Linked DNA regions of Homo sapiens: region 2 is linked to region 1. A link is an interaction called in ENCODE POLR2A ChIA-PET data of the cell type or tissue named here. Cell type or tissue: PC-9. All regions are shown on one strand. Each heading gives the region's core, and the rest is flanking DNA. Links, peaks and the distances in the headings are about the cores only.

What was found. Peaks named below come from ENCODE experiments on the same cell type or tissue, not always from the same donor. Only the 100,000 strongest peaks of a DNase experiment are listed, where the experiment ranks them.
Region 2: POLR2A ChIA-PET joins it to region 1 with 11 read pairs; 3 of 35 experiments call an interaction of 5 or more read pairs at or near these places.

The regions. Positions count from the first base shown.
Region 1 is chr11:60,957,601-60,962,972 of GRCh38, reverse strand. No RefSeq gene overlaps it. Among named protein-coding and RNA genes, the nearest start is that of SLC15A3, 8.1 kb to the right of the region's middle. In PC-9, for the core only: no CTCF peak of the experiment used is centred there; a DNase peak (open chromatin) is centred at 2,322; H3K27me3 peaks cover 1,004 bases.
Region 2 is chr11:61,353,991-61,359,362 of GRCh38, reverse strand. It overlaps CYB561A3 (cytochrome b561 family member A3), which reads left to right. Exons shown (of 7, transcript NM_153611.6): 2 at 1,535-1,630; 3 at 2,635-2,833; 4 at 5,371-5,372. The coding sequence starts at 2,650. Among named protein-coding and RNA genes, the nearest start is that of CYB561A3, 5.2 kb to the left of the region's middle. In PC-9, for the core only: no CTCF peak of the experiment used is centred there; no DNase peak of the experiment used is centred there.

The sequences.
Region 1 (5,372 bases), core at 125-5,124:
AACATACTGTTCTACAGTCCATTTTTAAAATCCATTGTTCTATCTTGTACTTTGAATGGATCTCTTATCCAGGCATGATTTTGTAATAACATGCCTCAGTTATTGTAGAACATACTGGTTCACAGATGCAGAAGTTATTCAGATCTTCCAAATGTTGACATATTTCGTTACACAGTATCAAAAATCACATTCATTGATATCATCTCTGATCCCATCAGAGAACTTTGAGTATTGGAAAGATGTCAAGATCATGACACGGGTTTTCTAACATTTGAATTTTTACTTAAAAGCTCTGATTTCATCAATGGCAACAAATACTGTCTCTTTCTTTCAAGTGACAGGCTCACTTTATTCATTTTCAAACAATTGTCTGCCAAATTTTTAAGTCTGAATAACCATAGTTTCAAGTAAAAATGGTGTTCCATGGGGGAAAACGTCTAGTTCAGCTGGCAAATCCAAAAATAGCACAAGTGCTTTTTTTCCCAGAGCTACCTTCATACTGTAGTATTCAGCAGGAGTGCTTTTTGCTTACTTCTTATTTGTCACATAGAATAAAGATTGTGCTTTAATAATATTAATAATTTTAACTGCTTCATTGAGGACATTCTTAAATAAAAGAACGCATCCTCTGAATGCATCAGGATGAAAAACTCCAACAGCTACTACTGCAGCTTGATGCCACTGCTATTTTTTTTTTTTTTTTTTTTTTTTTTGGCAAGGTGTCACTCTGTAGCCCAGTCTGGAGTGCAGTGGCGTGATCTTGGCTCACTGAAACCTCCACCTCCCAGGTTTTAATGATTCTCCTGCCTCAGCTTTCTGAGAAGCTGGGATTACAGGCACGTGCAACCATGCCTGGCTAATTTTTGTATATTTAGTAGAGACAGAGTTTAGCCATGTTGGCCAGACTGATCTCAAACTCCTGGCCTCAAATGAACTGCCTGCCACAGCCTCCCAAAGTGTTGGGATTACAGGCGTGAGCCACCGTGCCCAGCCTGGCGCCAAGGCTTTGATTCATGTGAAGGCACAAGTGGTTTTACTCATCATTGCTTTTGCTCCAGGCAAATTATGTCAGTGAAAAAGGCAAATTGTATCTTTATGTTTATATGCAAATAATTTTGAACTCGTGGACCACTGAAAGGGTTTCAGGGATCCTTAGGGGTTCATGAACCTCACTTTGAGAAGGGAGAGAAGAACCATGGTGCTCAGAGCTGAAACTTAGCATCTTGAATATCCGACCTAGTTCTTCTCCTAAGCATTACTTGAGACACGTAAGCTCTCTTCAAGGGGCAGCCCAGCTCTCTGTTCCCCCTTATGTATAGGATTCCAAGGTGCCTGATCAGTTTCCATTGAAGTGTGGTGTCCACTGAACCCAACACTCTATGAAGGAACTAATCAGTCTGGGGTCTAGCAGAGTGAGGTCCCTGATACCAAATTTAACCTTTATTATAACAATCAAAGCCTCCGAACTACATTAGAGGAATTCTGGAAAATTAGGAAAAGAAAAAAAGTCACCTATAGTCACACTACCTTGACAACCACTGTCATGCTGTAGCCTAGGGTGGCCTAAAGGTTGACTCATCCTGAACTTCTTGTTGTTGAAAAAATCCCAGGGCTATTTTTTTGTCTTGATGCTGCTAAGCCACATCATTCTGGCCCTTTCCAGTTGGGTCTTAGGTTCCCAAGAGGGGGACCTGATATTCAGATCTATCCACTTCATTCATATAGAGCTCCCCTGTCAGTGGTCCAGAACCCATTGCCCAATTGGACTAACCCTTCTAGCTTCATGTGATCTGCACATAGAATGCATCCATGTCAATGGCTCTTTCCTAAATTCCCTGTTGAGGCTTAGAAAATGATACCCCAAATAAAGTCCTCCACAGTAGCCTCAGAAGCAACCATTTTTCTCTAACCTTCTGCCCTCAAGTCTCTCAGTCCCATGCTCCCCCAAGATTAGCCATAGAAACTGGAATCCCTCTTCTCCAAGGCAGGTAGAAACAGAACCCTTTTCCCCCAAAGTCAGCCATAAAACCTAATTATATTACTCTACTCTAAGTTTCCCTCCACCTTTCTGTATAAAAACTGGCCATAAAGAAATTTTCTTGGTTTCGGCTTTGTTTGACTCTATGTAGGTTGTAAGACTCCCATTCCAGAGAGAGCCCCGTCCTACCCCCAGAAGGAAGGAATGCAGCACAGAGAGGCCAAAAAGAATCTAGAACCTGGGATACCAAGAAGAATCTAGAACCCAGGATACCTAGAAGAATCTAGCCAGACAGGCCTTGTTTGACTGTATGTAGGTCATAAGACTCCCATTCCAGCGAGAGTCCTGTCCTACACCCAGAAGGAAGGAATGCAGCACAGAGAGGCCAGGAAGAATCTAGACAGACGGGCCTTGCTAGGTTTCCCCACTCAGTCCGTTAGCATTAGATCATACCCTTAGGGAGCCTGGATAGCTCAGTCGGTAGAGCATTAGATCATACGCTTTTTGTTCAATTCTGTATCTACACGGCTGTCCACACTTTGCTGAACCTAAGCATCAAAGTGGACAAGTTCCCTCGTCTCTTTGGGTATTCACTCTGTAGGCTCCCATGTACACACATTAAATACATCTGTATGCTTTTTCTCCTATTTATATGCCTCTTCTCTGAGATTTTTCAGTGAAACTTCAGAGGGCAAAAGGGAAGTTTCCCCTTGGTGCCCCCACACCCCATGGGAATCTTGGATTATAGCTCTTGATGGTGAAACCACCGGCACTGATGATGCATCCCTTCTGTATTAGTTTTCTAGGCTGCTGTAACAAATTACTACAGACACGGTGGTTTAAAACATCAGAAATGTCTTCTCTCACAATTCTGGAGGCTGGAAGTCTAAAATGAAGGTGTTGACAGGGCTGCTTTCCCTCAAGAGTCACTAGGGGAGAATCTGTTCCTGCCCTCTTTTACCTCCTGGTGGCAGTGGGAGTTCCCTGGCATCCCTTGGCTTGTGGCTTCTCTTCTATGAGGGTCTATCCAATCTCACTCTGCCTTTCTCTTGTTCGGGCACTTGATATTTTAATTTTTTCCCAAACCTCTTGTGTCACTTCATAGGGCATTTCTGACAGCTGTTAGGGTCCATCTCAATAGTCAAGAATAAGCTCCCTTCTTCAAGATCTTTAATTTAAGCAAATATTTCACCCTACGAGGTAATATTCACAGGTTTCAGGGATTAGGATGTGGACATATACTTTCATGGGGGAGGCACCATTCAGCAGACATTTATTTGTAGCAGCAGTTTTCAGCGAGGAATAATTTTGCCCCCAGGGGATGTTTGGTAATGTCTAAGACATTTTTCAGTTGTCACAACTGTGGGGGATGGAGTGCAGCAAGCATCTGTGAATAGAGGCCAGGAACGCTGTTGAACACGCTACAGTTCACAGCACAGCTCCCCACAGCAAAGAAGTATCTAGTCCAGAGTGCCAGTGGTGTCGATGTTGAGAAATTCTGACTTACAGTAAATTAGTATTATAGTATACACTATCCGAAAAGCAACTGCTGTCATCCCTGTCTCTAACTCTTTTTCATTATCGCCTTTATTACGTATGACATTAAATCTATTCTATCCCATATTTATTTGCTTGTTGTCTCTTTCCCATCCCAAGGGCAGAGATGTTTGTCTGTTTCATTCACTGTTGTGTCCTCAGCACCTTGAATAGCACTCAGCACATTGTGAGCATTCTCAATATTTACTCAATTTATTAGTTAATAACGGTGCAGATATTTCCTCTCTCTCTCTCTCTCTTTCTCTCTCTCTGTCTGTCTGTCTCCAGGGTCTTGCTGTGTCACCCGGGCTGAAATGCAATGGCACAATCATGGCTCAATGCAGCCTTGACCACCTAGGCTCAAGAGATCCTCCCACCTCAGCCTCCTGCCTGGCTAATTTTTAAATTTTTTATAGAGATGGAGTTTTTATTTTATCTTATTTTTTGAGATGGAGTCTCGTTCTGTCACCCAGGCTGGAGTGCAGTGGCACAATCTCAGCTCACTGCAACCTCCACCTCCTGGATTCAAGCGATTCTCCTGTCTCAGCCTCCCCAGTAGCTGGGATTACAGATACACGCCACCACACCCGGCTAATTTTTGTATTTTTAGTAGAGACAGGGTTTCACCATATTTGTCAGACTGGTCTCGAACTCCTGACCTCAGGTGATCCACCCTCCTCGGCCTCCCAAAGTGCTGGGATTACAGGCGTGAGCTACCGCACCGCACCAGGCCTGAGTTGGAGTGTTGCCAATTTGCCCAGGCCAATCTCGATCTCCTGGGCTCAAGCGATCCTCTCGCCTTCATCTCCCAAAGCTCTGGGGTTATAGGCATGAGCTACCACGCCTGGCAGGTACAGACATTTCTTGAGCCCTTACTCTATGCCAGCCACCATGCTGGGTTATTATCTCTTTTTGATACTCACCAAAACCCCTCTACGTTAAGTATAATTTTTCTCCTCCATTTCTCAGATAAAGAAACTGAAGAGGTTAAGTTATTGCTGAAGATCACACAGCTCTTAAGAGGTCAAACCAGGGCCCTTTCTCTGGTGACCCAACTCCAGAGTATTCCCTTGGAGAGGATGTGACTTCTAGGTACCAGGCATGGTGCCAGGCACTGAAACAGAGAGGAAGAAAACACGAGCCCTGTCTTCAAAAAGTCACTAGTCCAGTGAGAGAAACAGGCAAGTAAGCAGGCTCGTGTGACATGAGTTGCCGCGAGGGATGATGAGGGAGAACTGTTATAGGCTGGATGTTTGTCCCCTCAATCTCATGCTGAAATGTAATCCCTAGTTTTGGAGGTGGGGTCTGACAGGAGGTGATTTGATCGTTGTAGCAGATCCTTATGAATGGCTCATCACCATCCCCATCCCTTATGGTAATAGGGAGTTCTTGCTCTGTTAGTTTATGGGAGATCTGGTTGTTTAAAAGACTCTGGGGTCTCCCCCTTCTCTCTCTTGTTCTCTTTGTCGCCATGTGACATGCTGGCTCCCCTTTGCCTTCCATCATGATTGCAAGCTTCCTGAGGCCTCACCAGAAGCAGATGCTGGCACTATGCTTCTTATGCAGCCTGCAGAACCATGAGCCAATTAAACCTCTTTTCTTTTTCTTCTTCTTCTTCTTTTTTTTTTTTTTTTGAGACAGAGTTTTGCTCTGTCTCCCAGGCTGGAGTGCAGTAGCACAATCTTGGCTCACTGTAACTTCCACCTCCCAGGTTCAAGCAGTTCTCCTGCCTCAGTCTCCTGAGTAGCTGGGATTACAGGTGCCCGCCACCACACCCGGCTAGTTTTTGTATTTTTAGTAGAGATGGGGTTTCACCATGTTGGCCAGGCTGGTTGTGAACTCCTGACCTAGTGATCTA
Region 2 (5,372 bases), core at 198-5,197, 400 kb before region 1:
CTGGGTAGCAAATCTCTGAGTTAAGTAGTTGAGTCACAAATCTTCTAGGAGGCTGGTGGCATGATTTTCTCCTGCCAGCTTCATGGAAGCTTTTTCCCTGCAGCCCTTGGACCTTCTTTTCTTTTTTTTTTTTTTTTTTGAGACAGAGTCTCACTCTGTCCCCCAGGCTGGAGAGCAGTGGCGCGATCTCGGCTCACTGCAACGTCCACCTCCAGGGTTCAAGCAATTCTCCTGCCTCAGCCTCCCTGGTAGCTGGAATTACAGGCGTGCGCCACCACACCCAGCACATTTTTGCATTTTCAGTAGAGACGTGGTTTCACCATGTTGGCCAGGCTGGTCTCAAACTCCTGACCTCAGGTGATCCATCCGCGTCGGCCTCCCAAAGTGCTGGGATTACAGGCTTGAGCCACCGAGCCTGGCTGGACCTTCCTTTCTCAGAGATTACTGCCAACTTGGGTCACCTTGTGCATCTTTACCTAAGTAGGTGGACCCCTAGCATGGGGAGAGCTGGCATGGCATGGCTGAGGGCCACTGAGAGGCCTGGGCAGGCACAAGGAACATGAGCTGCATGTTAGTAGTTAGGATGAAGTGCATGACAGCAATGACTAAGAATTCTATGTATATATATATATTTTTAGATGGAGTCTCGCTCAGTCGCCAGGCTGGAGTGCAGTGGCGTGATCGCAGCTCACTGCAACCTCCACCTCCCGGGTTCAAGCGATTTTCCTGCCTCAGCCTACCGAGTAGCTAGCTGGGACTAAAGGCGCGCGCCACCATGCCCAGCTAATTTTTTATTTTTAGTAGAGATGGGGGCGGGGGTTCACCATATTGGCCAGGATGGTCTCGATCTCTTGACCTTATGATCTGCCCGCCTCGGCCTCCCAAAGTGCTAGGATTACAGGTGTGAGCCACCTCACCCAGCCTTTTTTTTTTTTTTTTTTTGAGATGAAGTTTCGCTCTCATTGCTCAGGGTGGAGTGCAATGGCACAATCTTGGCTCATTGCAACCTCTGCCTCCCTGGTTCAAGCAATTCTCCTGCCTCAGCCTCCTGAGTAGCTGGGATTGATTACAGGCGCCCACCACCACTCCTGGCTAATTTTGTATTTTTAGTAGAGACCGGGGTTTCACCATGTTGATCAGTCTGGTCTCGAACTCCTGACCTCAGGTGATCCACCTGCCTCAGCCTCCCAAAGTGCAGGATTACAGGCATAAGCCATCGCGCCCAGCGAAGAATTCTAATACTTGACTTCTACAGTGTGCTACATTCATTTTCTCACTTGATCTGACAACCTGTGGTCAAGGAAGCAGCGTGGGCCTTGAAGCTAAACACACAGGATTTGGAACTCCCCACCCACTCTCACTGGGTCCTCATGCTAATTACTTATCTCTCTCAGCCTTAGTTTCCTCACGGAATAATATGCCTCCCAGGGTTAAGAGGAGTAAATGGGATCTTGTGTGTAAGGCTCTGGTGCTCGTAGCTGGTGTTCGTTATTCTTACTGTTCAAGTATTCTTACTGCCACGCCTTTCTTGCAGGTGAGTCCTGCAAATGTTAAGTGATTTGCTCAAGGTGCCCATTTCGCAGGAATTGGAGCCCAGGCCAGTTCTCTGAGCCTATCATTAGGGCTAAAGGTGAGCAGTCAAATGTTTTACCTCCGTGGGGGCTATTGGCTATTAGCTGCTTCCGAGTGAGGGACCTCAATGCAGGAAGCCACACTGTTGCCTTCTTGGTGTGAGTCCGTGGGACAGGGTGACTGCCTTGATGCCTGGGCCCGTGCTGCCTACATATTAGCTGAAAGCAGGGCCAGTCCTGTGGCTTTGCCCACTCACCTAGCGTTTAAGAGCAACTGCTCAGGGCTTTAAGCATTTGCCATGCCTGAAACCAGAGTTGGTTTCTGGGTTTATCAAGGACTTGTGGAAATCTCAAAATAAATCTCTTGCTTTCTGGACCATGAGTTGTTGCTTCCTCTTTTTTTCTCTGGACTTTCCCCAGAGGAAGAGAAAGCAGAAGTCTCAGGGCTGGAGACAGCTGAGGGGCATCAGCTGGTTCAAGGTGTGGAGTGTGGGCAGTGGAGTGAAGGCCTGGTTACCTCTCCAGTGAAGATTAGCCCCATAGAGCTTACTCTATGGGGAAGAACTTTTCTGACTCCTTCCTGTCTAGGGTAATAGTGGGGTGTTTGCTCTTTTCAGACTGTAATTTTTGCCTTCTTATCTTAGAACCCAAGGCCTGGGTGTTTGCGTAATTTAGCCTGGATTTTGATTCCTGTCCCTTTTTTCCTGGGGGGTATGGGGTGGTAATTCTTTACCTTCTGGTCCTGTGAGGGGAGAGGAATCCCAGGACTCTGGGTCTTGGGCCTTGGCATCTGGCCTTCGCCAGGGCCAGCCATAGCCTTGAGTTTGCTGCTCTGTCTGGGCACTGCCAGGTGCTGGGGTGGGGCCTCAGTCATTGTGACTGAAGATCAGGCCCACCCAGGCATTGAGGCCTCGGGCGGGGGGTGGTGCCCAGGCTGATGCAGGGGAACTGAAGCAAAAAGATTCCATCCCACAGGCCAAGAGCTAAATCAGTGTTACCTCCTTTAGCCAGAGAACTGGGTGCATCTGAGCCAGTGGAGATTTGTGACTTCTCCTTCTTCTAGGAGTGCGTGATCAGAATGGTGTCTGGACGGTTCTACTTGTCCTGCCTGCTGCTGGGGTCCCTGGGCTCTATGTGCATCCTCTTCACTATCTACTGGATGCAGTACTGGCGTGGTGGCTTTGCCTGGAATGGCAGCATCTACATGTTCAACTGGCACCCAGTGCTTATGGTTGCTGGCATGGTGGTATTCTATGGAGGTGGTGAGTAAGAGGTCAGGAAGGGAGGCGGGATAGGGCTCAGGCTGGACAAAGCTGCACTTTCCCTCTCCAAGGCTGGCCTTTGTAAATGTTGGGCTTGGGGCTATGGGGGTAGGGTGGGTTGGGCTGTCTCTGGGCCTAGCTGTCATTTGGGGGAGGAAGGGGTTAAGATGGGGGGCATCTCAGAAGGGTGGCTTCACAAATACTCTAGGGCAGGAGTTGGCAAACTTTCTATAGAGGGTCAGATAAATATTTCAGTTTTGCAAGACAGAATCTGTGTTGCAGTTACTCAGCTCTGCCACTGTATTGTGAGAGCAGCCATAGACAACACATACACACAAGTGTGGATCACGTGTTCCAATAAAGCTTTATTTGCAAACATAGGTAGCGAGCTGGATTTGGCCTTTGAGCTGTAGTGTTTTTTTTTTTTTTTTTTTTCTCTAGACGGAGTCTTGCTGTGTCGCCCAGGCTGGAGTGCAGTGGCGTGATATCGGCTCACTGCAAGCTCCACCTCCCAGGTTTGCGCCATTCTCCTGCCTCAGCCTCCCGAGTAGCTGGGACTACAGGCGCCTGCCACCGTGACCGGCTAATTTTTTTTTGTATTTTTAGTAGAGACAGCGTTTCACCGTGTTAGCCAGGATGGTCTTGATCTCCTGACCTTGTGATCTGCCCACCTCAGCCTCCTGAAGTGCTGGGATTACAGGCTTGAGCCATCATGCCCGACCTGAGCTGTAGTTTTTAACCAGCTCTAGAGAACAGGAGATTGAAGCCTCTCATGGTTTAGTCAGGCCACCGAATGAGGGACTTGCTTGCTCTTCCGGGATCCATCTTTTTTTTTTTTTTCTTTTTTTGAGATGGAGTTTTGCTCTTGTTGCCCAGGCTGGAGTGCAATGGCGTGATCTTGGCTCACTGCAACCTCCGCCTCCTGGGTTCAGGCCATTCTCCTGCCTCAGCCTCCCAAGTACCTGAGATTATAGGTGCCCGCCATCATGCCCAGCTAATTTTTATATTTTTTAGTAGAGATGGGGTTTCACCATGTTGGTCAGGCTGGCCTCGAACTCCTGACCTCAGGTGATCCACCCGCCTCTGCCTCCCAAAGTGCTGGGATTACAGGTGTGAGCCACTGCGCCCAACCTGGGATCCATCTTTGTAATCTTTGTCCCATGCTTTCAAATCTGTGCCTTGGGGCCCTGGTGAGCCTCATTTTCCCCATTTGTAAAATGGCAATACGATGCCATTGATGATAGCAGCTTACCATGTGCAGTTCACATATATCATCCCATTTTGTTCTTACAAGTTTGTGAGGTGGGCTCTGTTATATCCCTTTTACAGATGAGGAAATTGAGAGTTAGACAGGAGAGGCCAGGCCAGGCGTGGTGGCTCACGCCTGTAATCCCAGCACTTTGGGAGACTGAGGTGGGCGGATCATGAGGTCAGGGGATCGAGACCATCCTCGCTAACACAGTGAAACCCCGTCTCTACTAAAAATACAAAAAATTAGCCGGGTATGGTGGCAGGCACCTGTAGTCCCAGCTACTTGGGAGGCTGAGGCAGGAGAATGGCGTGAACCCGGGAGGCGGAGCTTGCAGTGAGCTGAGATTGCGCCGCTGCACTCCAGCCTGGATGATAGAACGAGACTCTGTCTCAAAAAAAAAAAAAAAAAAAAAGAAAGGAGAGGCCAAACAGCTAAGAGGCAGAGCCTGGATTTGGACCTATGTTGCCTGACCTTAGTACCTGTGTTGACAGCCAGCCTCACTTGTGACAATTCAGTTTGATGAAACAATGACTGTCATGATGCTTTTTAGCCTAGAAACTGCAAACAAGCTGAATTTATTATTGTGAAAATAGAATGAGAGGTCCAAGAAACCTGCTTCCCCCCTCCACTTTTTTTTTAGGAGACAGGTTTCCCTCTTTTTCAGGCTAGAGTGCAGTGGGATGATCATAGCTTGCTGCAGCCTTGAACTCTTAGGCTCAAGTGATCCTCCCACCTCAGTCCCCCAAGTAGCTGAGAGAACAGGCATGTGCCACCATGCCCGGATAATATTTTTTATTTTTATTTTTTGTGGACACAGGATCTTGCTATGTTGCCCAGGCTGATCTTGAACTTCTGGCCTCCCAAAGTGCTGACATGAGTCACCGTGCCCAGCCCTCCTCCCTTTTTAATTGGAATCTGTTTATTTATTTATTTCTCTCTGTGGCCCAGGCTAGATTGCAGTGGCATGATCATAGCTCACTGTAACCTCAAACTCCTGGCCTCAAGCAGTCCTCCCACCTTGGCCTCCCAAAAAGTGCTGGAATTACAGGCATGAGCCACCTTGCCTGACCACTCCTCCCTTTTTAACTGGCCCTTCTCTCCTCCCTTCATGGCTGTTATCCCACAAATCATGGGAGGGTAGAAGATGCCGAGGAGTTGATACCAGTGCCCTAGCATTTCCTGTTCCCTTGCTGGGAAGCTGTGTAGGATCCTATCAGGGTTATTCCCTGATGTCTGGGTGAGCTCGAGGGGAGAGGCTGAGCCCTGGCACTACTCTCTCCTGCAGCG